Regions from separate parts of the Homo sapiens genome. Here region 1 is linked to region 2. Evidence: chromatin loops called from intact Hi-C (ENCODE). Cell type or tissue: endothelial cell of umbilical vein. All regions are shown on one strand. Each heading gives the region's core, and the rest is flanking DNA. Links, peaks and the distances in the headings are about the cores only.

Region 1 (6,166 bases), core at 831-5,830, 100 kb after region 2:
ACCAAGGTCTACAAAAGGTTCCTAATGAGCCTTTCAGAATTTCCCTGATAACTTCAGCTGAGCATTCAACTGGACAGTATCTCCTTAGGCTCATCCCTGGTCAGCTGTTCCAAACCATAACAACCTACCTCTGGTATCTCAGCCCTGCCCTTTGCCCATCACAATTAAGAAATGTGAGTGTACTCCTTTGGAAAGAAAACTGAGACTATTCTCTAGATTTTCAAATGCATCTGTATTTCTACCCATCCTGAAATCCTTCCCCCAAAATAAGGAAAGAAGAAAGGGTGTCCCTACTCAGATGCTTATTTTTCTACCTGTGGGTCCTTAATCCCAGCCTTTGGGTCAAATCAATCTCTTAGGTGGTGTTTCTAAATCTTTAGGAAATAAATTGGAATCTACAAGAATTCTCAATCTCGTAGGTTATTCTGTATTTTTCAAATATTTATTTATGTGTTTTAAAATAATAATGATGGCACCCGCAGCCCGTCTGGAGCAGCCGCTGCAGCGTCGCCGGCTGTAGCAGGGGAGGCACAGCCGGGTTCGTGGTGCCTGTTCCAGGGAGCCAGCGGGAGCGGGAACAGGTGGGAGCCCCACCCATTTCCGAATTGGCAAAGCAGGAGCCCCATGCTCCCAGGCGCAGCTACAGCCACCCAGCCATGGCTGCGGACCCAGGCATCTCTGCACTCTTGGGGGCCCGAGAAGCCCCCTGCCCCCACAGGCTTGGAAGTGACTGCTCCTGCTGCCTGGCCTCCCCCTGCTCCCTGCTCCCAGCACTCGCTCTGATTTGGGAGCAAAGTTGAAGCCGAGTCCAGGCGCTGTCGCAACCCGGGCGGGTGTGTGCACAGTTGAGGCAGTGCTAACACTCCAGCCCCCTGCTGCCTCAGTCCCCTCTGGACTTTGGGTGCCTACAAGTATGGGAGGGAGCCCGAGGGGGCACTGAGGGTGGCTCAGCATTGGCCTGCAGGTGCCTCTCTGCAGGAACAGCCTGGGCGCGATGGACTAAAGTGACTTACGGTGTCAGGAGGCAGACTGGCTCCTGGGTGGAAAGGGGTAGGTCCCTGGTGAAGCCCCACCTTCAAGCCAGGGACGGCCTGAAGCCTGGGGACCGGGCTGTCAGTTCTAGGTGAAGTCTGCACCGGGAGTGAGAACTTAGGGAGCTTTTTCTGGGCCCAACCATGGATCAACCAGTACACACTTCCTGCCTTATGAGACCCATAACCACCCACCCAGTCAGATTCACACAGACATGGGGACTACCGGCTGGGAGAAGGAACTACCCACTTCACGTCTCCTCAACTTGTAGGGATGACCTGCCTGCGGGAGGGAGCTACCCACTTCGGGTCTCCTGAGAACTGTTCTGCCACTCAATGAAGCTCCTCTCCACCTTGCTCACACTCCAGTTGTCCATGTACCTCATTATTCCTGGACACGGGACAAGAACTTAGGACCTGCTGAATGGCAGGGCTGAAAGAGCTGTAACACAAACAGGGCTGAAACACGCCCCCACTCCATTAGCCACGTTGTGGGCAACAAGAAGGAGAGAAGGGAGCCCACATCTAGGAGCTCCCGGAGCCAGGGTTGTGACACTCTCTTTGGGGCTCTGCAGTTCCTGGCATCTCCAAGCTTCCAGGCACCACCACATTCCCCTCATCCAGACATGGGTGCCCGCAGTGGAAGCTGCATGCAGTACATCTGGTCAAGCCGCAGCCTTCCATGGAGTCAGTGCCGGCGCCTGGGGCTGCCCGCCCTGCCACAGCAGCTGATGTGCCTAGCTGTCTGTGCACAGCAGCCAGACCTCACACTCACTCGCCCACACAGCCCTCACCGCTCCATGCCTGGCTTGCCTTTGGCAGGTGTGGGATCCGGGCCGGTAGCATGAGCCAAGCACAGCCTGCCAGGTCGAGTGGGCGGAATGAGGCCAGCAGGCACAAGCAGTGCTCAGGAAGAAGGCTCCGCCAGCTACAGAGGTTTCCAGTTGGCGAAGTAACATCCCAAGGATCCCATGACAATAATGAGTGACAGTAATTATTATATACAGTGAATAATTTTTCCATGATAGGGTTATTATCCATTTAATAGAAAACCACTAAAGTTTTAGTAGTTTTCTTAACACAAAAGATTTAATAATAAAGGCATGGTTTATAATTATCAACCAATATATTGTGGTATTGTGATAAGATCGATATTTTCGTAACATAAAAATGATCTATACCTGATATAGACATCTAATAATAGAAAACATCAAGTGAAGTAAACATTAACACATGTCAAATAGAAATTATTTAAAAATTTACAGATGATATCACAAATATTTGATATTTAAAAGCCACCAATTTTTAATAAAAATTTAAAACACATAAAACATTAATTGCCTTGAGACTTGACTTTTATTTCATGACAAACATTCCAGACATAGAAAACTTTCTTTCATGTTGCATAGATGTTGGTGTGATCACCAAGCTGGACATTCAAACACATTTTGCTTCATTTAAGCTCATTTTCTTCTTTAACAATAAAAATATTTTGTATGCTTGCACTGATTTCGGTTTTGCCATTAAAGTGAATATTGCTTTGCTAATCCAGATTACAGATGTTTCTGATTTCACATCAAAGTGTTCCATAGCCACACTGTGATCATCTCTTGCATTTATTCTGTCAAAAGTATTTACAAATAATCGTAGCCTGTAGCAGATACCAAACACTGGAAGCCCTCAGCAAACATTATTAGGTATAGTATTCAAGTAACGTAACATTCAGATCTCCTAGCAACATTAATAGCATTACAAAGAATCACATGTCCAAATGACCAATTTAAGATTTTGCTGTCAAAACTTATTATTTCTCGGGACACCACTCACTGGAATCATATACAAAATATACTATGTGAATAAGCTTATTCATACTTACGTTATTTGCAAGAATGATTCACCATTAGCAGTAGTCAGGGCTAGGAATACACACTAGTACACGGCAAAGCCACAATAAGACGTGAAGCTTTCTGTCCTGTGTTCCTCTCCAGCTTCCCAGAAATAGCCATCTTAACCTTTGACTCTCTGTGTCATGTTTCCTGCTGTTGCTGCAGACTTGATGTCCATGAATTTAATCAGTAACCTCTGCCTTGACTGCTAAACGTGAAGGAAAATTACAATACCCTGCCTGTTTTCCTGATTTCCCCACCAAATTTTTCAGCATTTGGGAATCTAGAAAAACATAAAATTCCTGAGAAATGCCAGGAAGCAAATCCTAAATGGGAACACTTCTCTTACGTATCTTTATGTAAGGTATCACTCCCTCCTCTCCTCTCCTCTCCCCACCCCCATTAATTTTCTTGCTCTTGGTTTTCAGTCATACAAGATCTTCCTAAGCTCTCTACCATCTTCTAAAACTTGTATGTGCTTCCCTGTATCACCTTCCCTTCATTGCCAATTCTTAAGATAGTTGTTTATATTTACTCCTTCTTCTTCTCCATTGGCCTTTTACTCCTCAACACACACACACCCAAATCCTGGCTTCCACTTTCACTATTCTATAACCTGTTGTACTCACTAATCACCTCAAACTGGCAAATGAGATCAGATCTCTCTCCAGGTCTCATCCTACTTTACCTTCATGTAGCATTTGATGCCATCAACCAATCCCTCCTTCTCAAAACTCTCTTCTAGCTTGGTTTCCCAAGCAGTAATCCATCTACTTTTTCTTACTGCATATTGTTTTTCCTGCTTTTTTGTTTTTTTTGTTGGCTTTTTATTCTGGCCCCCTCTTTAAATATGGATGTTTTTTAAGGTTCTAGGTCTCAGCCCTCTCATCTAAAAGCATTCTTCCTGAGTAATTTTAGCCTACTTTTGACCTATAATATAGTTTACTTCCAAATCCTTATTTCCAGCTTCAATCTTTCCCTTGATCTATAGAAAGAAATTTCTATCTTTCTACTGGATATCTCTACCTGAAAATGGTGAAAATACTTTCATCACAGCTATAGGTAGGAAATTATCTTTGATTATTCCTTCCTTCACAGCATGTTCAGCTGGTCATTAGGTCCCCTCTATCTATTCTACCTTCAAAATGTCTCCGGAATTGTCACTTCACTCTTCCTCTCAGTTTCTATGCTTCAGCTACACTTCATTTCTTAAATGAGCCATGCTTCTCCAACACAATACCTTCACACATGCTGTTCTCTCTTCCTGAAAAGTCATCCCCCCTCCTCTCTTCATCTAGCTAACTCCTGGTATTACGGGTTGGATTATGTCCCCCTCAAATTCATATATTGAAGTCTTAACCCTCAGTACCTCAGAATGTGACCTTATTTGGAAATAAAAGCTGTTGTAGATGTAATTCGTTAAAATGAGTTCATACTGGAGTAGGGTGGGTCCCTACTCCAGTATGACTGATGTCCTTATAAAAAGAGGAAATCTGGACACAGACAAGCACATGGGGAGAACACAATGTGAATGTGAAGGCAGATCAGGCTATTGTGTCTACAAACCAAGTAACACCAAAGATTTCCAACAAACCACCAGAAGATAAGAGAGAGGCATGGAACAGATTCTCCCTCATAGCCCTCAGAAGGAACCAACCCAGCCTACATATTGGTCTTGGACTTCTAGCCTCCAGAACTGAGAGACAATACATTTCTGCTGTTTAAACCACCCAGTTTGTCATACTTGTTATGGCAGCCCTAGAAAACTAACACCTAGTTGTAGCTCAGATTTAAGCTCAAATGTTACTTCTTCCAGAAGTCTTCCCCGATTCCCCCAAAATGAACTATCCCTTATCTCCCTCATTTATCAGCTCTCATAAACACTCATTGCTTTTCCTTTACAGCATTTATCATATTTATCTATGTGATTAATTATACTAAAATTATCTCCTCTACTAGTCTGTAAAGTAGATCAGCTCAGGTACTTCATTAGTTCTCCCTGTATTACTCACTTTGAAGTACTGATCCCTATCTGAAATGATCTTAATCATTTATTTAAGCACTTACCACATTTATTACTTATTTCTCCCTCCACAAAGCACAACCCTAAATTATAGAACAGTGTCTGGCACATAGTTGGTGTTCAACAATTATCTACCAAATGAACTAATGCATAAACTCCAATAGAAGAACCCATAAATGTTTTGCTCACTAATGATTATATATCCAGTTCTTAACATATAGAAAGCTGGTCATATAGAAAGCAATAAATAATTATACATGTTGAATAAATGAGCCTACTTAATAAGTATTTCACTATAAGGAAGCTTATCACTTTAAAAAATCACTTGTAAATATTAACAGTTTGGAGATGATAACCTTTCATATGCTAAAGTAAATCTTTTTTAGTTACATTAATTTACTTCTACTTTCCAGTTGATATTTAATATTTAGAAACATATGCCAATAAAACAGCTTGAAAGGCACAGCTCTAAGCTATGACTGGTTTCAAAATGATTTAAATTCATAGAATAAAAATACAGAACTTCACTACTTCCTTGGTTAAGGTTTCTGCTCTGAAACAACAAAATGGAAAAGTACAAGTGTAAAAGAAGTTTTCAAGATAATGAAATCAGAAATTGTCTTCATTTTATATTACTGCAGTAATGCTGACAACAGTAAGTAATTTTTAAAAGATATTTTTACCCATTATCCCATGTCTCTTAACCTAACAGGCATTTCCTGTTTCTGTGTTTTGTGTAGTCTTTGCCCCAAGGCATATATAGTTCATGTAGTTATAATAAAACGTGGCTCTGTGAAAAAAAAAAAAAATAGTTGCATGGGGAAAATGATAAACCAACCCAATGAAAAATTTACATTTGGAAGAAAAATTGTATCACAAAAGCCAGAAGATATTATCCCAAGTGCTACTGTTTGCATTCTCTCATCTTTAATCAGAAAATCTCTTGAAAGAGTTCCCTTTAAACAGGAGGCTTAAGGAACTGAGGAAAAGCATTTCCTGGAAGAAAACAGAATCACCCATCCTCAATCAGTTCAGCAGACAAGGTATACAAGGTAACTAGATACCAAGCAAAACCCTGGCTTTCAAAGGATTAAACATCAATTTATTTAATACTAGCCTACTTAGATTTTGAGGGTTTTTTCTTCTCCTGTTCTTAACATAAAACTTCTTGACCTCAGAAGAATCCCAATACCTTTTCCCAAAATATGCCATATAGTGTAATAAAA
Region 2 (6,166 bases), core at 435-5,434:
AACCATACTCTTTGAGGTAGACTTTTGGGGCTTTGATCACCTATTTATTCATTTGTTGGTATGGATCTATAATTGGCCATACCAACCATTCATTTTGACACATGTCTTGAGTCTGTTTCTCAAATTCTCACAAGAGCACCGCAATACTGCTCTCTTCCTAATTAACTGCCAAAGCATATAGATAATGCTTTTAGTTGTTGACTTAGAAAATATGTACTAAAAACATGTAGTTGTACTGTTCTTGCCAGGGATTACAAACTTAAACTCACAGCTGTCCTATCCTTATCAACTCGGTAGAAAGATAGACAAGCAGAGTACATCTATTCCTTTAGATAATCTAAATTATGCAAATGCAACAAGCTAAACCATTAGAAAGCCACATAGATTCCATTGCTTTGATCTCTTATAGAAATGCTTTTACTGTAATGTTTTCTTGCTACCAGCCTACCTATGTTTTGCAAATCAGCTGAACTTTAATATTGTATCTCTTCTAAGCACGCTGTTAAAAATTTTGTACACAGTGTCACACTTCTTTTATGAAGACTATGGGGGAACTGTCTCCTCCCGTCTTAGCAGGAGGAAAAGCTGGGCTTCTAAAAAACAAACTTGTTACCCTATTTATATGACTTTTGTTACTGATTGTGAATCCTTTTTGCTCTGGCTGCTGGGAGGTTACAGATAAGTTTGCAGCTCCCATCAGCAAATGTACAAGATTGTGGGGTGTGCATTAGTATAAATCTCATCCTTAGCTTTATTATTTTCCTCCCATTGTTTTCCCTTCATGTATTTCATTCAACTTATTTATCTCATCCTTTGCATATGCTTTTCTGTAAACTACCTCAACATGATGATTTTTATCATCTATCTATCTATATAAATCATGTTGAGGTAGTTTACAAATATATATATATATATAGAGAGAGAGAGAGAGACAGAGAGAGAGGAGAGATGAGAGACTATACTACTTTTATTTATGAAAGCCACCATGGCGTACTATTGCTTACTGGCTTTTGAGTCTCAGAGTCTAACATGTACTCATGGAATAAATTGCTAGCTCTTTAAGAAAAAAAAGGATACTTATTCCAGACCACAGTGACTTTTTAAGCTTCATTTGTGTGGGAAATGGCATATACAGGAAACAAAACGGGGGAGGTATCTTCCTCACTAGAAGCATAAAGCAGGGTGGGTAAAGGCAGACGCTGGAGTTCAACTTGGCTGGGTTCCAATCCTGGAAGTGCCCCTGACCAAAGATGTGAACTTTCCTCAACTGAAAAATGGGCTATTTAGTATTTAATTCACAACACTGTCATTGGGATTAAATGAAATAATGTATTAAAGTATTTAGAACACTTCCTGGCACATGGTAAATACTCACTAAATATCAGCTATTAATTAACTGAGTGAATTCAATCACTTCAGAGTCTTCAGGAAAGGGAAGGTCTGAAGATCAACCAAAGGTAGAAGAATGAGGACAAGAAGGAATAGAAATTAATGAACTGTACTCATCCAAGGTGAGATTATAAAGTAACCAGACTGGCTTAGCTTCTCTTAGCTTAATTTATCATCCGTGTAAAATGCATTGTAAATTCCAAGGTCACAGATCCACTGTGAGTGATGTACAAGTACCCAGCATAAAGTCTTGCACATAGTAAATTTCGCTACACATTTACAACTTTAGAGTTAATTTTCTGTATAAGAAGTATCCTAATGCATGACAAAGAGAAATAGGTTCATAGCCTTCAAATAAGGAACTGATAGCTGTAGAAGAGAAGAAAACATCACAAATAAAAATTGATCACCAATTAAGAAACTTTGGTCTATTTATAGATCGTTTGTGGCTTTGGTCTATGTGAAAGGAAGATAGCACTGACAGAAAATCCTGATACCTCAGTCGATTGGAAAGTCATTTTCAAAATGTACAAACAGCCTCTTAGAATGAAGGATGGGGTAAATCTGGGAGGTCTGGGACCAACTAACTAGGTTACCTGGTTAAGATACTTAGTTCTTAGAAGGTACTCATGTTAGTACAATGAGACTGCTGGTTTGGGTGATCTCTTCTTTCCTTTCTACTGCCTATTTCATTAAGAAATTTCCCTGTTGACCGAACAGGTGATTGCATGAGGTGGTCAGGCTAGCTCTCAGCACGGCACATGATTCGATTTTTTAACCAGTCATTTTACATTTTAGAGTTATGCTGAGAACACAAAGAGTTCCTTTTATGCTGGTTGCTATGCTTGGACAAGTTCATTAGTGACATCAGATAGCAGTTTCTATTTAGAGAAACTATCTCTGAACATATGAAATTGACAGCTCTTCCAAACCCAGAAGCTCACTACATTTTCTGATGCGGACATGTTTTTGGCTGTAGAGAAGACTGAGAGACAAAGCGCCTGTCTTCTTGCATCCCGGTGTCTCCCGAAGCAGCAAGGTGTTTAGCATTCAGGGCAGTTTGGATTGGATTACTGTGGTCATTTACATAGATACTGTATTTATGCTCTTTGATGTCCCCTTTCCCAGCCTGCTCCCTAAATTTCCCTTTGAGGTCACTGGCCCAAATGACCCAGTGATTGCCAGAGAGGCAGGCATTTCATTGCACAATTAAGATGCTGACAACTGCCTCAGGGCAGGAAATAGGGAACAATGAAACTAGGTTAGGAAATAAAAATACAACAAAAGAAGAAAAACAGTCTTAAATATTATACTGAAAAGAAATACTATGTGAAATAACAGAAAACACCATCAACAGCCAGAGATCATGAATGGGAAAGAAAAAGGAAGATGGTATGTTTTAAAGTTGAAGGAAACACGGACACTTTGATCCTGGGATCTGAAAGAATGCAAAGCTGGCCTGCTGGAGTTTACTCCTCAGTAGGTAAGCCTCTGAAGTACTTTCATCTGATCAGAAACCAGGGTCAGCAGTAAAAGGAGTTTCAATAATACAACCTTATTTGTGCTAAGGAGATTTTAGTTTTTATCTTACATACCCTGGAATTATCTACATTGCACATTGATTTAATTGCAGGTAAATTCCATAATGTCTCCCCTCCAGATGAAGTAAATACCACTCTGGAATATCGGTCACCTGGTGATATGAAAAAAAAAAGGAAAGAAAAAGGTTTATAAATTATTCATTTATTTCATAAGACTCAGGATTTGGAAATAATTCAAACTGGGAAACCACATGGATGATTCATTAGCAGCAGGAAATTCTTTCCTTTGATAAATTCCAGGAGAAAATGTTAAAAGAAAAAAAAAAGCAATGCCATAATATTGTCTTAGCGCAAAGCCTTTGTCTACTCACTACATCTTAAAATTGTATGAATTATATAGCAAATCTATTTTTGGTCAGACTATAGGAAGAAAAATCCACAGGAATTTACAACAGGAAACGAATTGAATATATCCCTCTTAATTTCACAACACATCACCCTAATACAAAAAGATGCACTAGGGAATACCAAGAATGGATTATAGGGATGTTCTCCCTGGCAGCTAACTAGAGAGGAGAGATGGTGGGTGATCTATTTAAAATCGCTAAAAACAGCCAACTAAGTACAGAATGCTGGCCACATTCTGGTCGAGTACATGGTCTCTCTGGTACACTAGAGGCTAGAAAAAATATTTTGAAAATCAGATTAACAAAAAAATATGTTTCTGAATAAGGGAGGTTGTATGATATACCAGAAAGAGCATGCATGGTCTTTAAAGTCAGATTAGGATATAACCAGGTCCTGTCATTTACTAGCTACGTGACCTTAGGCAACTAACAACTTCTCTGAGCCTTGGTTCTTCATTTGTAAAATGCAGACAGCAATATCTATCTCAAATAGCTGTGAGAATTAAATGAGATAATAATAGATGCCCAACAATATTGTTTCTGTATCCTCAGAACAGAAACAATATGAACCACGTATTAAAGAATATGAACCACATAAAACAAAGAAGATTAATTTTATGATAGTTAAAATGTCTAATTGTGCTAACAAATAAGCTGGTAAATTTATGAATAAAGCTTTATTATAAAAGTTTTTATTTATGATCATGAAGTTTTGGCTATTATCTCATGTTGACTGATTTTGGAGAGCAAAATCAGCCTGGTAGAAACTGAAGCATTTCATTTACATAGAGCTGGTAATGGCTTTAGTCAAGGCAGAATCTACTTATGAGACAGCATTTACTGTTGACTATTGAAATGTAATGTTTTTCCTGGTTAAGATCATAACTAACAGATGTTGGTTAAGCAATAATATATACTAATACTTTGATTGAGAGAAATAAACCAGCCAGAACATGCAAGTAACCAGAGTTCAATTTCCTAATGTTTTTTAAGAGAAGAGACAGAAAAGGAAACATGTATTGCTTCCTGGGATCAGTATAAGGTTCTGCCTCATCTCCTACTATCTATTACTATACAGAGTAAGTGATCAAAATAAAGACCCTGAGACTTGGTAAACTCCAGAAACATCAAAGATCCAATCAGGTCATCTAGTGTTCTAATAAGACAGGAAAAAATACATTTAAGAGGGATTTTCAACACCAACAGCAAAAGCTGAAATCAAAAGAGCTTTAATGTTAATATTCACTTAATTAAAAATTATACTATCCACAATTCCTCAATCCTAATCACTATGGCTAATCAATGGCTTACATACTTATATTCATGTCCTCTAGGCTGTGCCTTCCTTCTTCTCTGGCAGCTGCAGAGTAATCAGGCTGACTCCATGTTACAGCAAATTTTGGGTAGTGAATTTGTTGCCAACATTTAGAGAATTAATGGCTCCACATTCAAATCTGGATTCTTGGCCAGGTGCGGTGGCTCATGCCTGTAATCCCAGCACTTTGGGAAGTCAAGGCGGTATGGTCACCTAAGTTCGGGAGTTCGAGAGCAGCCTAACCAACACGGATGGAGAAACCCCGTCTCTACTAAAAATACAAAATTAGCCAGGCATGGTGGTGCATGCCTGTAATCCCAGCTACTCGGGAAGGCTGAAGCAGGAGAATCGCTTGAACCTGGGAGATGGAGGTTGTGGTAAGACAAGATTGCGCCATTGTACTCCAGCCTGGGCAACAAGAGCGAAACTCTGTCTCAAAAAAAAAAAAAATTCTGGGTTTTTGACCTCTGGCAAGTTCTTGCAACATTTGGGCCCTCATTTCTAGAACCCCATCTTTTGTCGCGGCTAAGTAGCAGCCGATTTCTTTCGACAGGGCAGATGTTCCTTAGTGTTCCACAATCACCATCACTTCTCCTGTCACACCTAGCTAGCTTTATTCACTTGGATTATATGCCAGGCCCCTGAGGCATTCAAACTTTGAACCTCTAGACTTTATTTTTTTCACCTCTCTACCTCTACTGCCTAGTGATGAGGTAACACACAGAAGGCTCTTAATATAGTATTGCTTTTTGAATGAATCAGAACTTTAAGCCATTTTCTGATTCACTTTAGAATGAATTGGAACTTTAAATAATTTTTTAATAATTCAACAGATTATTTCAAGGTTCAATGCAAAAATATGTACCTGTACTTGATCTAGAAATAAATAGTACAAGGAATTTTTAAAAAGACTTGAAATGTTGGGCAAGGTCAAGAATTTCATTAGATTTATATCTTCCTTAAAATAAGAAAACTCAATCATTACTTTTTCATTAATTTTAATAATATAATAAACTCAGACTAGTAGTTGACTAAACTAGAGAAGTAAAAGAAAAAGTTAATTAGCCAAAATTTCTTTAGGTTCAACAGCAACAGTGAAGCTGTGTGACTAGCCACACACGGCTATCAGTCTAGACTGTGATCATGTTCAATTTTAAATGCGAGCAAACTGCTGAGTGGTTTGTTCATCTACAATGTCACTCACTTGGAACGTCGCAGAAAAAGCTGTCCTTGTGGAAGTTCCAGTCAACTTCTCTTTTCTCTCTTTCATAATGATCATCTGACCATCTATCATCCCGATGGCTGAAATGGAACGACAATTTGATCTTCAATAAAGTTCTCGTTATTTCAAAGCTGATAAGCATACTGGAAACATTACTTCCTCAAAGCCATGACCTGCTTAGTCCTTGATATTAAGTTGAAAGGATTAGAAGAAGCAACCAACATTAATTTTCTCACTTCTAAAAAAGAAAAAAAAAAAGAAAATCTCACCTTTTCATCCTACTACAACAAAA

What was found. Hi-C counts contacts between places; a loop is a spot of excess contacts. Peaks named below come from ENCODE experiments on the same cell type or tissue, not always from the same donor. Only the 100,000 strongest peaks of a DNase experiment are listed, where the experiment ranks them.
Region 1: a loop joins it to region 2, with 4 times the contacts of the local background. A loop is called at or near these places in 1 of 110 quality-filtered maps.

The regions. Positions count from the first base shown.
Region 1 is chr1:222,889,144-222,895,309 of GRCh38, reverse strand. The region is part of intron 1 of DISP1 (dispatched RND transporter family member 1); the gene reads right to left. Among named protein-coding and RNA genes, the nearest start is that of DISP1, 77 kb to the right of the region's middle. In endothelial cell of umbilical vein, for the core only: no CTCF peak of the experiment used is centred there; a DNase peak (open chromatin) is centred at 3,009; H3K27ac peaks cover 1,377 bases.
Region 2 is chr1:222,991,801-222,997,966 of GRCh38, reverse strand. It overlaps DISP1 (dispatched RND transporter family member 1), which reads right to left. Exons shown (of 9, transcript NM_001377229.1): 7 at 5,857-5,954; 8 at 2,985-3,082. Among named protein-coding and RNA genes, the nearest start is that of TLR5, 150 kb to the left of the region's middle. In endothelial cell of umbilical vein, for the core only: no CTCF peak of the experiment used is centred there; DNase peaks (open chromatin) are centred at 1,186, 2,656 and 3,246; H3K27ac peaks cover 1,983 bases.